2 separate regions of the Mus musculus genome follow, and region 1 is linked to region 2. Evidence: chromatin loops called from intact Hi-C (ENCODE). Cell type or tissue: left cerebral cortex. All regions are shown on one strand.

What was found. A loop is a pair of places that touch in the nucleus more often than their neighbours do. Peaks named below come from ENCODE experiments on the same cell type or tissue, not always from the same donor. Only the 100,000 strongest peaks of a DNase experiment are listed, where the experiment ranks them.
Region 1: it touches region 2 in a loop (2.4-fold over the local background); 2 of 42 quality-filtered maps call a loop at or near these places.

The regions. Positions count from the first base shown.
Region 1 is chr16:38,533,115-38,541,114 of GRCm38, forward strand. Poglut1 (protein O-glucosyltransferase 1) reads right to left here. Exons shown (of 11, transcript NM_172380.4): 6 at 4,793-4,852; 7 at 1,611-1,710. Among named protein-coding and RNA genes, the nearest start is that of Poglut1, 13 kb to the right of the region's middle. In left cerebral cortex, CTCF peaks have their summits at 1,128 (motif pointing left) and 3,783; a DNase peak (open chromatin) is centred at 3,809.
Region 2 is chr16:38,737,757-38,745,756 of GRCm38, forward strand. It overlaps B4galt4 (UDP-Gal:betaGlcNAc beta 1,4-galactosyltransferase, polypeptide 4), which reads left to right and starts at 4,503. Exons shown (of 7, transcript NM_019804.4): 1 at 4,503-4,612. In left cerebral cortex, CTCF peaks have their summits at 4,551 and 5,334; DNase peaks (open chromatin) are centred at 4,495, 4,941 and 5,193; H3K4me3 peaks cover 1,600 bases; H3K27ac peaks cover 1,191 bases.

The sequences.
Region 1 (8,000 bases), 200 kb before region 2:
TGCTCTCCTTTCCCTGTCTTGCTTTTCCGGACAGGGTTTCATAGCCCGGGCTTGGCTCAAAGTCATTAATATGAGGATGTCCTTGAATTCCTATTATTGTTATCCAAAGGCTTCTTGAACTCATTTGCTCCCGTTTGATTAAAACTGTATAACGTAGGCTAAGGATGCAGCTGGAGAGTTGGCTCAGTAGTTAAAAGAGAACTCGCTGCTCTTGCGGAGGAGCTGGGCTCAATCCCAAGCATCCTCGTGGCGGCTTACAAATGGCCGTAACTCCAGCAGTCACCAGGCACATACAAGTGTGCACACCCAGGCTTGCAGGCAAAACACTCATACACATAAAATAAAAAAATTTAAACTAAAAAATAATAGACTAATGGTGTGTAGCTCAAGGCTAGAGTGTTTTTCTAGTATTCCGAGGCAAGGGTTCAAATCCCAGTATAGGAACACAACAAAAATGTACACACGAAACTTATGTAAAAAAATGCATCCACTACAGATACACAGTGAGGTTTTCTCCATGACGCTGAAAGCTTTCTTCTTATTGTTGAAATTGCAAACGAGGAAATTAGGACTTTATGTTCGTTCTTATGGCAAGAAGTCAGTCAGGACAGATGGACCTCAGAGCTAAAGGCCACATTTCTCTGATTTTAATGAAATGAAGATTCCTGGAACCTGGGCCCCAGAGTTAGTCACTGAGCTCATTGTTTAAGCTCTTGGGGTGTGCTCTTCAGCAACTGAGAACCATTCCTGTACACCAGGGATTGGTAAACGACAGCCCACGGCACCACACAGTGCTATAGAACCAATGGATTAGATATTTTCATTTTCAAGTGACTGGGGAGAATCAAGGGAAAGAAAAATATTTTTGATATGTGAAAATCCTATAAAATGCAGGAGTAGTGGCACAAGACTTTAATCCCAGAACTCAGAAGAGGGAGATGGATCTGTGAGTTCAAGGCCAGCCTGTTCTACATACTGAGTTCCAGGACAGCCAGGGCTACATTATGACACCCCGTCTCAAAGATAAAAACAAGGGCTGGAGAGATGGCTCAGTGGCTAAGAGCACTGACTGCTCTTCTGAAGGTCCTGAGTTCAAAGCCCAGCAACCACATGGTGGCTCACAACCATCTGTAATGAGATCTGGCACCCTCTTCTGGAGTGTCTGAACACAGCTACAGTGTACAATAAATAAATAAATCTTAAAAATAAAAACAAACAACAACAAAAAAAAGAAAAAAATTACATAAAATTCAAATTTCATATGAAATCCAGATTTTGGTGTCCATAAATACTAACTAGGAATAGTCACAATGTGAGAGCTGCCTCTGCTACAGCAGGCCATGCAGTAATGACCTGGGTAGCCCCACATTTACTATCTGGCCACTCACAGGAAAAGCTTACACTCAACTCTTGAGAGTTGCTGACACCCAGCATAGCAGCGCGAGTGAACCCTGGGAGACAGCGATTTACACATACGCTAACACCATCGCAGGGAATCTGCTCTGCGCTCATCTCACCACTGAGAGGAAGCCTAATCTCAAACTCTACCCAGATGGCAACGTTCTTAGAGTCAGCACTGCTGTGGTTCGAGTCAGACGGTTGCTGATTACTTTCATAGACTTCCAGGCCTGGTTTTTGGTGTACTCGGCATCGACGAGCTTTGGATTTTTCCGAGATAGGAGAATGAGAGGATCTCTTTCTGGGCTTGTCCTACAGAGAAAACACAGAACATAAATCTATGTGGCCTATACCATAATGTCCCCAATGCCTATGCAGCATTTAGTGCCAACTATGCCACTGGCACAGATGGGATAGTTCCACCGGGTCTGGGTCGGTAAAGGAAGAGGACCCTGGGTAGTGCAGCATCTTGGTTGCTCAGGCTATCCCACTTTACCCATAAAGACAGGGAGTGTCAAGCCTTTCTTTACTTACATCCAGGTTTGTTTTAAAACAGGCTCTCAAGTAGCCCTGGGGGTTTGGATATGCTTGGCCCAGGGAGTAGCACTATTAGGAAGTGTGGCCTTATTGGAGCAGGTGTGTCACTGTGGGTGTGGGCTTTCAGATCCTCATCCTAGCTGCCTGGAAATCAGTATTCTGCTAGCAGCTTTCAGATGAAGATGCAGAACTCTCGGCTCCACTAGCACTACGCCTGCCTGGATGCTGTCATGCTCCCAACTTGATGAAAACGTACTGAACCTCTGAATCTATAAGCCAGCCCCAATTTTAAATGCTGTCCTTATGAGAGTTGCCTTGGTCCTGGTGTCTCTTCATAGCAGTAAAACCCTAACTGAGACACCACGGTATCCTCAAAAATCATTAAATGTGGCCTTGAACTCCTGATCCTGACTAGTGAACTCTCAATCACTAGTATTGATTAGTGAACTCTCAATCACTAGTATTGATTAGTGAACTCTCAATCACTAGTATTCTTAGTGTCAGTTACCACATCTGGCCTGCATCTGATCTTAAGAGTATGATTGTACTAGCTAGTTTTATGTCAGCCTGTCAAAAGCAAGAGTCACCAGAGTGAAGGGAGCCTCAATTGAGAAAAATGCCTCCATAAGATCCAGCTTAAGACATTTTCTTAACTAGTGATCAATGGGGGAGGGCCCAGCCCTCTGTGAGTGGTCCCATCCCTGGCTGGGGTGGTGGTTCTGAGTTCTATAAGAAAGCTGAGTGAGCAAGCCAGGAGGAGCAAGCCAGTAAGCAGCACCCTTCCATGGCCTCTGCATCATCTTCTGCCCCCAGGCTCCTATCCTGTGTGAGTTTCTGCCTTCATGGCTTTTGATGATGAACATGGGACCATGAGTGCAATAAACTTTTTTCCTCCCCGAATTGCTTTTGGTCATGGTTTTTTTGCCACAGCAATAGTGACCCTAACTAAGACAATGATGTTCTGGTGACTGTATCTCTATTTCAGGGAATGGTTTTCCTTTTTGGAAGCTTCATCTAATGCCTACCATCACTGCTACTCACATCAGTGTGGCTACATAATTGCTATTTACCAGAACAGCTACATGGCCTTTGCTGTGTATGCATTGTAAAGTCTAATATAACACTTAAATTTGAAAACCAAGCTAGCCGCGGTAGCACACACCTTTAATCCCAGCGTTCAGGAGGCAAAGGAAGATCTCTGTGAGCTCAAGGGCAGCCTGCACTATATACATGGTGAGCTCCAGGCCAGCCAGGGCTACAAAGTGAGACCCTCATCTCAAAATATACAAACAAAAAAAGGCAAGAGCTAGGCACAGTGACTACATGCTTATAATCCTAGCTACTTGGAAAGCAAGCAGGTCTCAAGTTCAAGGATAATCTCGGCTATATAGGAACAAAGGTGAGAATCAGAGAATTAGTCTGAAGGATGGGTGTTGGCCCAAGTGTATTCTCAAGTCCACTGTCCAAGCCAGGTGGATGGAAGATAGATAACTCTGATAGACAGCACACCACCACAATAACTACAAACTCTTCCCCCTTCACGGCCTTCCTCTTTACCCATTCCACAGACATTGACCCTGTGTTTACCCAGCAGGTGCTCTCCTCAGCACGGGGATAGGAGGCAGAACACCACAGCCAAGAGTCTCCATTTTTCTATCCTGTCTTCCTGCTCCATTTCTCCTAGCCTCAGTCTATGACACTGAGCACTGTTGGGCAGCCACAAGGTCTGAGGACAAGAATGCCCAGAGACCTGGTGAAGGTAACTCCTGCTGTGTTAACCACCTGAGACTGAAGCACAATGACGCTGCTTCTAGGGAACTGGAAACAGGAAAAGGATACCCTCTCTGCTCGGCAGGTGGCGCTCTATGAATACCCATTCAGTACCGCTGTTGGGTGGGAGGGACCGCCTTTGAATTGTGAGTGGTTTGGCAAGCAAGCCTCCTAGTTTGCTTTCTATTGTGGTGGTAACACCAGGACCAAAAGCTGGAAAGGGTCTGATCCGCTTGCATATCCCCATCATAGCTGATCTTTCAGGGGATAAGGGAAGAAACTCAGGCAAAAGCAGGAACCTCTGAGGAAAGCCACTTACTGGCTTGTTTCCAAGGCCAGGATCAAGTTCAGCTGCTTTTCTTTTTTTCTTCCTTTAAAGATTCATTAATGTATTTAATGTATATGAATGAGTACACTGAAGCTGTCTTCAGACACACCAGAAGAGAGCATCAGATCCCATTAAAGATGGCTGTGAGCCACCATGTGGTTGCTGGGAAAGGAACTCGGGACCTCTGGAAGGGCAGTCAGTGCCTTTTCTTAACCCCTGAGCCATCTCTCCCATCCCATCAGCTGCTTTTCTTATATCTCCAAGGACCACGGACACAGGGGAGGTACTGGGCCCTCCCACATCAATCACCAATCAATCAAGAAAATGCCCGTTAGGACATGCCTATACACCAATCTGATTGCAGTATTTTGTCAACTGAAGTTACCTCCTCCCAGGTGACTCGAGTTTGGGTCAAGTTGACAAAAAAACTAACCACCACCACAATTGAATTCTTTAGTCTAAGATCTTGCCAATCCAAGTCTCTGTTGTTGGTGGTGGTGATGGTGGCTGTTTTGAGACAGGGTCTCACTGTATAACTCTGGCTGGCCTGGAACCCACTATGTGGACCAGGCTGGCTCAGAACCCAATATTAAAGACATCCTGCCTCTGTCTCTTGAGTGCAAGATTACGATTGTGCATCACTATGCCTGGCCACCATTCCACATTCATTTTTTAACTATCTTAGCAATTCCTTTGAGCAACAAGATACATTATACCCTTAAGGTAACATCATTATTACAGGTCTAAGAATATAATCACCTTGATCCTCGGAAATATGCTGTAGAATTTTTCTTTTCCCACGGCCATTGCGCTGCTGACCTAAAAATACAGATTTTTGATTAGTTTTGGAGCTTTTCCCTAGACTATGTATGTTTTAACCATTTTTTTCTTTTTTTTAAGATTTATTTATCTATTTATATATGTGAGTACACTGTAGCTGTACAGATGGTTGTGAGCCTTCTTGGGAATTGAATTTTTAGGACCTCTGCTCGCTCTGGTCAACTCCGCTCACTCAGTCCCTGCTCGCTCTGACCCAAAGATTTATTTATTATATGTAAGTACACTGTAGCTGTCTTCAGACACTCCAGAAGAGGGTGTCAGATCTCATTATGGATGGTTGTGAGCCACCATGTGGCTACTGGGATTTGAACTCAGGACCTTCAGAAGAGCAGTCAGTGCTCTTAACCGCTGAGCCATCTCACAAGCCCGTTTTAACCATTTCTGAAGGTTTGTTTGGAATGTTGTACCTTTAAATAAATCCATTCAAGGCTACTAAAACAAGCCATGAACAAAACCACAAGCCCTTTCGCTAGCATTTCAGCAACCTGAAGGAGCTTGGTGGGAACAGCTACAAACTCACCAACTCAGTAACATTAACTCACACAAGCAAAAGTGCACAGGGTCCAAGCAGCGCGCACAGGACTACTTGGTTGGCACAAACAGGGTTCCCTCTCTAAGTAGAAGGCTATTAATAAAACTAGCGGGTGACAAGAAATGCAAAGGAACTGGGTGAAAAGAGAATTCATGTTTGGGGAATAAAGCAAGGATCGCCAGAGGTATATACTCTGCCATCTCAAAGGACCTTGGGCTTCTTAAAGCTTCATGAAGTGCTCTCGAAAGAATAAAGTCCGGAAAACACAGCAGTTAGCAAGTGTGATCGTGACCAGACTTCCTCGATGAAACTCACATCACTTTAACTGCCTTTGCAGAGCCCCACCCACCCTGCAGAGCCCCACCCACCCTGCAGAGCCATCTCTGCAGCGCCTTCCTCTGTGAAGGGGAAGACTCAACTGGAGTAGATGAGAGCGGCGGGGCTGTGTCGGAGAAATGGGGAGCCCGGGCTGTGGGCTCTAGAGGTCTAGGTAGAGTTCAGGTCTACAGCGCCAAGCTTCTCGTTCACACCCTGAGAGAGATGCTTGGGGTTTCCAGGGCCCCGAGCTAACCTGGCCCACCTTTTCCCCCTTTGGTTTCCATTCTGTGACAGGGTCACATGTAGCCCAGGCTGGCCTTGAACTCTTGTTCCTCCTTCCTCCACCCTCCCAGGTGCTAGGAGACAGGGCAGTGCCAATATTGGCCGGCTTTCTGTGGTGCTGAGAAATAAACCAGTGTGTGCTGGAGAGGCAGGCCACCAACTGAGCACATTTCCAGTTCCATCTTTTCATTTGGAACAGGATCACACTGCACACTGTGTATTGAAGGCTATGTGGCAAGACCCACAGCCTAGGGTGGTCTTAAATGCGCTCTTCCTGCCTCAGCCTTCCTAGTGCTGGGATTACACCAGCTCTTTGCCACCAGGCCTGGCTAGCACTTTCTTTTTGTTTTGTTTTCTTTTTGTTTTGATTTGCTTTGTGTGCGACTGGCTCTCACTACACAGCCTTGGCTGGCCACCACCACTTAGCGCAGGCTGTCCTTGAACTTGCACTGAGCCCCACCTGCTCCTGCCTCCAGAATGGCAGGATGGCAGGCCTGTACCACCCCTTGTGACAACTCTTAGCTGATTCTCCAGCCCGAGGCCAGAACTAGTTCTTATTCTTAAACACTATGCACTGATTGGAGAGTTTTGTCTTTTTGTACTCAATGGGAAATGACACAGGCATTGTTCTAAATTCTATGGTGAAGCATAAAGACGAAAAGAATAAGATCCAAAGTATAACATCTGGAATCCCCTTACAGCTACGCAAGACTCCAGAGAGGAAGTTCTCGGGGCTGGAAAGAAGGCTCCACAGTTAAGAGCATGTGCTGCTCTTACAAAGTACTGAGTTCAGTTCCTAGTACCCACGTCTGACAGCTCACGACGGTCTGTACCTCCAGCTCCAGAGAATCCCACACCCTCTTCTGGCCTCTGCATTGTGCATAACCCCACACAGAGACACACATAATTTAAAAGAAAGAAATCATTTTAAAAAAGAAAACGGGGGAAAAAAAAGCAATTTCTTTCCCCAGCTCTATGTGGTGGTCCCTACGTAGAAGCCCAGCCCTTGGGAAGGAAAAGCAGAAAGATGAACCATTCAGGTCATCCTCGACTGCACAGGGAATCTGAGGTCAACCTGGGCTGTGGCTCAAAAATAAATGAAATAAAACGAACCGCTCTTGCTGGGCGGTGGTGGCGCATGCCTTTAATCCCAGCACTGGGGAGGCAGAGGCAGGTGGATTTCTGAGTTCGAGGCCAGCCTGGTCTCCAAAGTGAGTTCCAGGACAGCCAGGGCTACACAGAGAAACCCTATTTCAAAAAAACAAAAAACAAAACGAACCACTTTCTGTTCAACTCTCCACATAGCTGAGTTTTTCTCCTGTTTTTCACAGTGCTAGATACCGAGGCGAGTACCCTGTACATTCTAGGCATGCGCTGCCACTGAACCACGTGTGTAGCCCTCGTGGGCACTGATTCTGTTTTGGCTACATCTGGAAACATTTCTGAGGAACTGTAACTGGCATTTAGTGGGCAGAGGCAAGAGATGTTCGATATTCTGTAAGGAACAGACCAGCTCCTTACCACAAGGAATTACCCAGCCCAAATAGCAGTACTACAAAGACTGACAAGCAGGCTTGATGTAAGAGAAGGCAGGCCGTCTGGGGTTTTGTTTTGTTTTTAACACTTTCTGTGTTTTAATCAGTTCCCTTTGAATCTCGGGCCATACTTGCAGGAAAATATCAAATTCAAGGGGACCTTGTTCTGTATAGCAAGACTGAATATATGAGCAGGGAGTCTTCGGAGTAACACACATGCTGTACACATGAGTGTAAAATATAGCTGGTTTAGGAAGTTTAGATGATCAGACCCTGAGAAGTACAATAGGACGGAATCAACAGGCTAAGGCATGTCTCCACTATGAACAGAAAGGATCTGGAATACAGGTGTCCGTAATATACCTAAGGGTCCACTACAAGCCATCATTAACACCAAATACCAAGTACACGCCAAGTAATTTTTACAAGCCAGGCAGAGCAGTATCTACCTTCAATATTA
Region 2 (8,000 bases):
TATGTTTCATGATCTGTCCATTGATGAGAGTGTGGTGTTGAAGTCTCCCACTATTATTGTGTGTGGTGCAATGTGTGCTTTGAGCTTTAGTGAAGTTTCCTTTATGAATGTGGATGCCCTTGCATTTAGAGCATAGATGGTCAGAATTGAGAGTTCATCTTGGTAGATTTTTACCTTTGATGGGTATGAAGTGTCCCTCCTTGTCTTTTTTGATAACTTTAGGTTGAAAGTTGATTTTATTCCATATTAGAATGGCTACTCTAGCTTGTTTCTTGGGACCATTTACTTGGAAAATTGTTTTCTGGACTTTTATTCTGCGGTGGAAATGTATGTCTTTGTCACTGAGGTGGGTTTCCTGTATGCAGCAAAATGTTGGGACCTGTTTATGTAACTAGTCTGTTAGTCTATGTCTTTTTATTGGGGAGTTGAGTCCATTGATATTAAGAGATATTAAGGAAAAGTAATTGTTGCTTCCTGTTATTTTGGTTGTTAGAGTTGGGATTCTGTTCTTGTGGCTATCTTCTTTTTGGTTTGTGGAAACCAAAAATTCCAGATTACTTTCTTGCTTTTTCTAGGGCATAATTTCCCTCCTTGTGTTGGAGTTTTCCCTTTATTATCCTTTGATAGGCTGGATTCGTGGAAAGATATTGTGTAAATTTGGTTTTGTCATGGAACACTTTGGCTTCTCCATCTATGGTAATTGAGAGTTTTGCTGGGTATAGTAGCCTGGGCTGATATTTGTGTTCTCTTAGGGTCTGTATGACATCTGTCCAGGATGTTGGCTTTCATAGTCTCTGGTGAATAGTCTGGTGTAATTCTGATAGGTCTGCCTTTATATGTTACTTGACCTTTTTACTTTACTGCTTTTAATATTCTTTCTTTGTTTTGTACATTTGGTGTTTTGATTATTATGTGATGGGAGGAATTTTTTTTTCTGGTTCAGTCTATTTGGAGTTCTGTAGGCTTCTTATATGTTCTTGGGCATCTCTTTCTTTAGGTTAGGGAAGCTTTCTTCTATAATTTTGTTGAAGATATTTACTGGTCCTTTAAGTTAGGAATCTTTGCTCTCTTCTATACTTATTATCCTTAGGTTTGGTCTTCTCATTGTGTCCTGGATTTCCTGGATGTTTTGGGTTAGGATCTTTTTGCATTTTGCATTTTCTTTGATTATTGTGTCAATGTTTTCTATGGATCTTCTGCATCTGAGATTCTCTCTTCTATCTCTTGTATTCTGTTGGTGATGCTTACATCTATGGCTCCTGATTTCTTTCCTAGGTTTTCTATCTCCTGAGTTGTCTTCCTTTGTGATTGCTTTCTATAAATTTTTTCTTCTTCCATATTTAGATCCTGGATGGTTTTGTTCAATTCCATCACCTGTTTAGTCGTGTCTTCCTGTAATTCTTTAAGGGATTATTGTGTTTCCTCTTTAGCTGTGTTACCTGTTTAGCTGTGTTCTCTTGTATTTCTTTAAGGGAGTTATTTATGTCCTTCTTAAAATCCTCTACCAGATCCTGAGATATGATTTAAAATCCAGTGTGTTGGGGTATCCAGAACTTGCTGTGGTGGGAGTACTGGGTTCTGTTGATGCCAAGTAGACTTGGTTTCTGTTGGTAAGATTCTTGCATTTGCCTTTCCCCACCTGGTCATCTCTGATGTTAGATGTTTTTGCTGCCTCTGACTGGAGCTTGTTCCTCCTGTGAGTCTGTAAGCCTGTGTCAGCACTCCTGGGAGACCACCTCTTTCCTGGCAAGACCAGTGCACAGAGGGCTGTGGAATAGTCCCACCTCCTGGGTGCAGATGTAGGCCCATAGGACCCTGTCCCAGCTGCTCTGCAGCTTCTGCGGCCTATGCACTCCTGAGTGGTCCTGCCTTAGAGCTCTATAAATGTTCTTGATTCATTGGTTACAATTTGCTCCTTTTGGGTCTTGCCAGGAAGGTCTGGAGCAGGGCTCAGGGTAAGCTAATTTTCTGCAAGGTATTTCCTCATGTATTCTGTCCAATGTCCTGTATAAGGTTTTATATCCTGGTAATGAAAACCAGCACTATTTCCAACCCAGTGCAAAGGACCAGAATTGTTTCTCTAATCCTTAGAGTGTCTTGTTTTTGTTTTCCCACTCCCATCCTTACTGTTCCTCCTGAAAACATTATGATTAGGTCTGTCCCAGCAAAATCCCACTCTGGGTACCATTCTCTGTCTTGGCCTGCTACCTATCTTCTCATTGCTGTGGTAAAATCACACACACACACACACACACACACACACATATATATATATATTTGTGGAGGGAAAGGCTTATTTAAGCTTACAGTTGTAAGCCATCATAAAGGGTAGTCAAGGCAGACACCAACAACAGGGACTGAAGCATAGGCCATAGAGGAGTACTGGTTAATGGCTTGCTCAGTCTGCTTTCTGATATAAAACAGGACCATATGCCTACAGTTGGCACCACCCTCAGTGAGCTGGAACGTCCTGTATAAATTATTCAGAAAGAAAATACCATCCATGCCAATCTGATAGGAGCACTGTCTCTGTTGAGGTTCCCTCTTCTTGGATGACGTTAGCTTTTGTCAAGTTAGCAAACAACTAACCAGGACACTATCTTCCTTTGGTGCAATGAAAGCCTGCTTCATGGATCTCTAGCTGTTCAAAGTATGTTAAATCCCACTTTTAAATCTATCTCTTTGGGGTATCACTTCTGCCTTCATTCATGAGAAACCTCCTGTGCTTGGTGATTGCTCTAGTCTGTTCTCTGTTGTGATTAACCCCATGACCAGAAGCAGCCAGGCCAGGAGAGATTGTATTTAACCTTACATGTTCGATGTTTGGGTTCATCATTGAGGAAAGCCAAGGCAGGAATTCAAGCAGAGACCACAAAGGAACACTGATTGCTGTCTTGCTTGCTTTACTTTCTTATATAACCCAGAACCACCTGTTCTGGGAGTTGCATCATCTAATGTGTGATGGCTTTCCCATATCAATTACTAATCAAGAAAATCAGTTCATAGGCTGGTCTGATGGAGATGATACCTCAATTGATGACTCTAGTCTATGTCAAGTTGACAAAAACTAACTGGTATAATGGTTTAAAAAAGACTGTGAACTCAAAGTGTGCCTGTGTGGAAGGACTGGGAGTGGTGATAACTGTGTGTAGTTTAGTGGCTATTTGTAGCAGGTAGGATAGGCCCTGATTCCTTTCCTTAGCACTAAACAGTAAGTAAATACACAAATAAATGAAAACATTTTAAAATTGTTAACTTGTATCTGTTTGAACTCCATGGGACAGAAGGGAGACCAGTCTTCTACTGAGAGATTTCAGTGTTTCTTCTGCCAGGGTATAGTAGTCTCAGCACCTCCCAGTGCTCTTCAGAGGGGTCAGCATGATGCAGGAGGCTCGGACTACAGGCTCCAAATTCCATCACAGTGGTGACACAGATAAGTGGCATCAAAATGGTCCTAGGCCTGTTTAAAGCCCAGTACCTCAGGACTGATTCAGTTTGCTCCTTTTTAGAGCAGCGCTTTTCACCCTTCCTAATGTTGCCGCCCTTTAATACAGTTCCTCATGTCGTGGTAACCACCAACCATAAAGTTATTTCCTTGTTGCTTCATAGCTGTAATTCTGCTACTGTTACGAACTATAAATATCAAATATGCAACTCCACACGGGGGTCGCGACCCACAGGCTGAGCACCCTTGCTTCACTTGCGATGGATCAGGTGATTTTCATGTAGCTTCTCAGAGAGAGCTGGCAGCATGCAGACTGTTGTGCGCCTATGAAGACCTCACCATTAGTTTTCTATCAATTTTAGCCTAATTTGATTATTATGATTATATTTGAAATATTATGATTCGCATAATATCATTTGGTCTTTAATTTGGTACAATGCATGGCTGAGCAGGCTATAACCTATCAGGACTTTAGACTTTCTTGAGGATGTGTCTAACCCTTGCCCCAGGATGGCTATAAAATCAACCCAACACAAACTGTAAACTTACTTAAACTACTATGAAGGCTGAAGTGGTTTTGTGTGTGTGTGTGTGTGTGTGTGTGTGTGTTTGTGTGCTCGATTTCAGGGTTCTCAAACATGAACTTTATAAATGACAATGTCGCCTGGTAGTGTCACGCAAAATAAACATGTAACTGTAGACTTCTGGATTCTATGATGTGGCCTGAAGCCACCCTTCATTTAATGTTGCCCAGAGAAGTCAAAAGGTTGCACATTCCTGTAAGTCCAAAGCGTCACTTTCCTGCTCTGTAAAGCACTGGGATATGATCTCTTTTCCAGGTTCCGGTGATGTCCCCGGGGATGGAATCTGAGAAGCGCCCGGAGCCTAACTAGTTATCCTCAGTACGGTTTGTGATCTAAAGACTACGGTGTGCACCCCTTTTAATTCTCAAGCTCCCGCAGCGCGTGGTGGGATTGGCCGGAGGGAGGCTGCACCAGGTCTTGAGAGAACCGGGCAGACCCGCCCCCTCGATGGCGCTGCGCGCGAGGCGGAGCCGGGGCTGCAGAGCCGCCTCCCGGCGGCGCAGGCGGTCCACGAGCGCGATCCCCGGGGCTGCTCCTCACCACCTCCCCTTCCCCGGGCGGCCTCCCGGTGGCCGCGTCCGGGGTGAGTACGCCGGGCCCGAGCTCCGCTGCTGCGCGCTCCGAGCGGCCATCGTCGGGCTGTGAGCCGGGTGGGTCCACGGGATGGTGCCGGGCGGACGCGGAGCCTGCGCGCTCAGGCCTCGGCGCTGCTGTCCTGCCGGCCGAGCGAGCGGCGGGCGAGCTGGGGGCCTGCAGAGGCCCACCTTGGCGGGGCTCCGGCTCCCGTGCCGGCGCCCCAGAGCTCAGAGCTGGGGAGATGTTGCGCGCAGCGGGGAGATGCAGGGTGCATCCGGCCGCGTCCCGCGTCCGGGTGCTTGCGTCTCCCGGCGCCTCTACCTGGAAAAGGCCCATCCTTCTCGGTCAGGGTCAGACAGCCTTTCACCTGGGGAAACAGCTCATCTGATCTGTACTTCCATGCCTGAAAGGGCCCGAGATACCTTCGGCCAAGCCAGGGGCACTCACATGGGGTTTGAAGGGCTTGAGACCCACCTGCTGTGTGTAGGTCGGGCACCTGTTCCCTCCAGGGTCTGTGGATCTGCATCACTGGATCTTCTGGTTTCCCTTAGATAAGGGCGATTGGTTAGGAGTTCGGGTGCTGAAGGGTGTGGGAGAGAAGTATCTAGAGAAGGCCTTTGCGGGGAGGTAACCTTAGGAGGGTATTAGCCAAGTCTGGTGCCTGTGGGTTGCAAAGTGTTCAGAAGTGAGCCAGGAGGCAGGAGGATGTGGGGGTGCTCCGGGCGCGGGCTGATCTCCCCAGTGGTTTGGTAATGAAAGAGCAGACAGAAGGTGGTAATTTGAGAGTTGAAAAAAGGTCTCTCGGTCTCATTTAAAAAAATTCATTAACTGGTGTGTGTGTGTGTGTGTGTGTGTGTGTGTGTGTAATGAATCTTCAGAGGATATATGAAACTCAAGGAATGTCAGATATGATTCAGTTTGAGAAAGTGAAATTCAAGATAGAGTTGAAGGCTGCCGGCCCCGCTCCCCCCCCGCCCCCCCCCCCATGCCAGAGCGTGGAGGAATGCACCTCCTGGGAAGGAAACACTGCGTTGTTGATGGTCTTTTCTTTTCTTTTCTTTTCTTTTCTTTTCTTTTCTTTTCTTTTCTTTTCTTTTCTTTTCTTTTTTCTTTTCTCTTCTCTTCTCTTCTCTTCTCTTTTCTCTTTTCTCTTTTCTTTTCTTTTCTTTTCTTTTCTTTTTTCTTAACAGTAATAATGATTTTGACATTTTTCTTTAGGATTTTTCTTTTTTATTGCATATTTTCTTCATTTACATTTCAAATGCTATCCCCAAAGTCCCCTATTACCCCCCACCCCCACCCACCCACTCAACTCCCACTTCTTGGCCCTGGCTTTCCCCTGTACTGGGGCATATAAAGTTTGCTAGACCAAGGGTCCTCTCTTCCCAATGATGGCCAATTAGGCCATCTTCTGCTACATATGCAGCTAGAGACACAAACTCTGGGGGGTACTGGTTAGTTCATATTGTTGTTCCACCATTAGGGTTGCAGACCCCTTCAGCTCTTGGGTACTTTCTCTAGCTCCTACATTGGGGGTTTTCTTTTCTTCTGTTCTTAAAGTGAATTTTTAAGAACAGATTTGGCCTCTGTGTGGACACTGAAAACTCCGTGAAATAGCACAAACCCCTGACCGCATTTGAGAGAGGTCCACAACTTTGATGGGGGACGGGGGCATCTCAAAATCAATTGCTGACCATGCCGAACTGTTTGGTGAAGAATAGGTAGGGAGGGCCGTAACGGCGGCTCCGTTACTACATTCTGTGTGCCACTTGATATAGGTATTTAGTCCCTTCTCTGAGCTGTGCTGGTAATAGTGTGTGCCTTGGGAACCAAACACCAAACAAACGTCTCTTGGAAGTCCTTTTATCCATACTGGGACCATCCAAAGAAAGTCAGCCTAGAACTCATGAATGCAGTCCAGACTGGCCTGGAACTGGGTGGGTAATCCTCCTGCTTCAGTCTTAGTGCTGGTATTATAACTGTGAACCATTGGCGACTTCTGGCTATTTTTTTTTTTTTTTCTTTTTAAAGACCATCAGAGTTACCCAGGTTCCTGTTTAAAATACAAATTTCTTGGCTCCACCCCAGACCATTGAAACAATGGGTGTGGACCCAGGAATAGGTATTTTAAGAAGAGTACAGAGGGTACACAGTACAGGCTTCTCTGGCTAATGCTGAAGTACACACACACACACACACACACACACACTCACACTGAGGATAAAAGTATGTGTGTAGATAGGGGTTTGAAAGGCATTTTTAGAACAGGTCCTCTTAACATTTATTTGATCAAGTTGCCACCAGCTTTATGCAACTGATCATTACTGTCCCCTGTCTATAATAATGTCATTTAAAAATTTTAGGATATTTTAAAGGACAACTAGTTATTTTTTACTTTTAAAAATTATTTATAACAGCTTTGTTTCTGGTAATGAGCCATACCAACAGTGAATTAGAAACACAGCTTCCTTAAATTTGTCTCAGTGACTATTTCTGCTGTTTTGTACAGGTTGCTATCATGAACACATGTACTGCACAATTGGGATTGCGTATACACTTTCATGTTATTTTTTTACTTGGCTATGGTAAGCTCTTCCTCCGTAGTTAGGGTCTTTTAAACACTCATTTTTTGGGGGTACATACTTATGTGCACATGCGCATGAGAAGGCTGGGGAACAAACATTTGTGTCATTGGGATTAAAGCCGGTGTCACCATGCCTGGCTTTTAGGGAGATTCTATAGCATAACATCAGGTTCTTGTGTGGTAAGCACCTCACTGACTGAACTCTCTCTGTAGCCCCTTAAACACCTTTTAATGAAAACATGTGCTCTAGGATGTGATATTGATGAAATCAGATCCCTGTTATTAACTTTTGAGTTCATCTCAAGGTTTTGCTATTTTGGCAGTGTGGACGTCAATACAACAATCTCCTCTGATTGTATACTGAATGATGTAATCAAGAGTTATATATAGTGAAATGTGTTTTAAAAAAATCCCATTTTCATATATCTTTTTACTCCTTTTTTGTTTTCCATCAGAAGGACAATTGCCATCTCTCAGGGTTCCGTTCCATCTGAGGTCTGTTCTCCTTCTTTGGGTCTGAGACTTCACAGCATGTGAGAGTCACCTCTTGTTTAAATTTCAGCCCGGGTCTCAGACGTAGCTCTTTGGACCTATCAGTTCTGGTGTGGAATACAGAAACCTATAGCTTTGTCCACTCCTCCAGAGAGCTGACCAAAGCACATTTGGAGCCACAGATGAGAAGTGTTTTTAAGTAAAAGTCAGATACACTCAGAAAATCCAGATCAGGGTCCTGGAAACACTCATACACTTGATAAGAAGTTGAACTAACATTTTGAGACATGAGCTGCCTGCTTTTTTTCTTTTTGTTTGT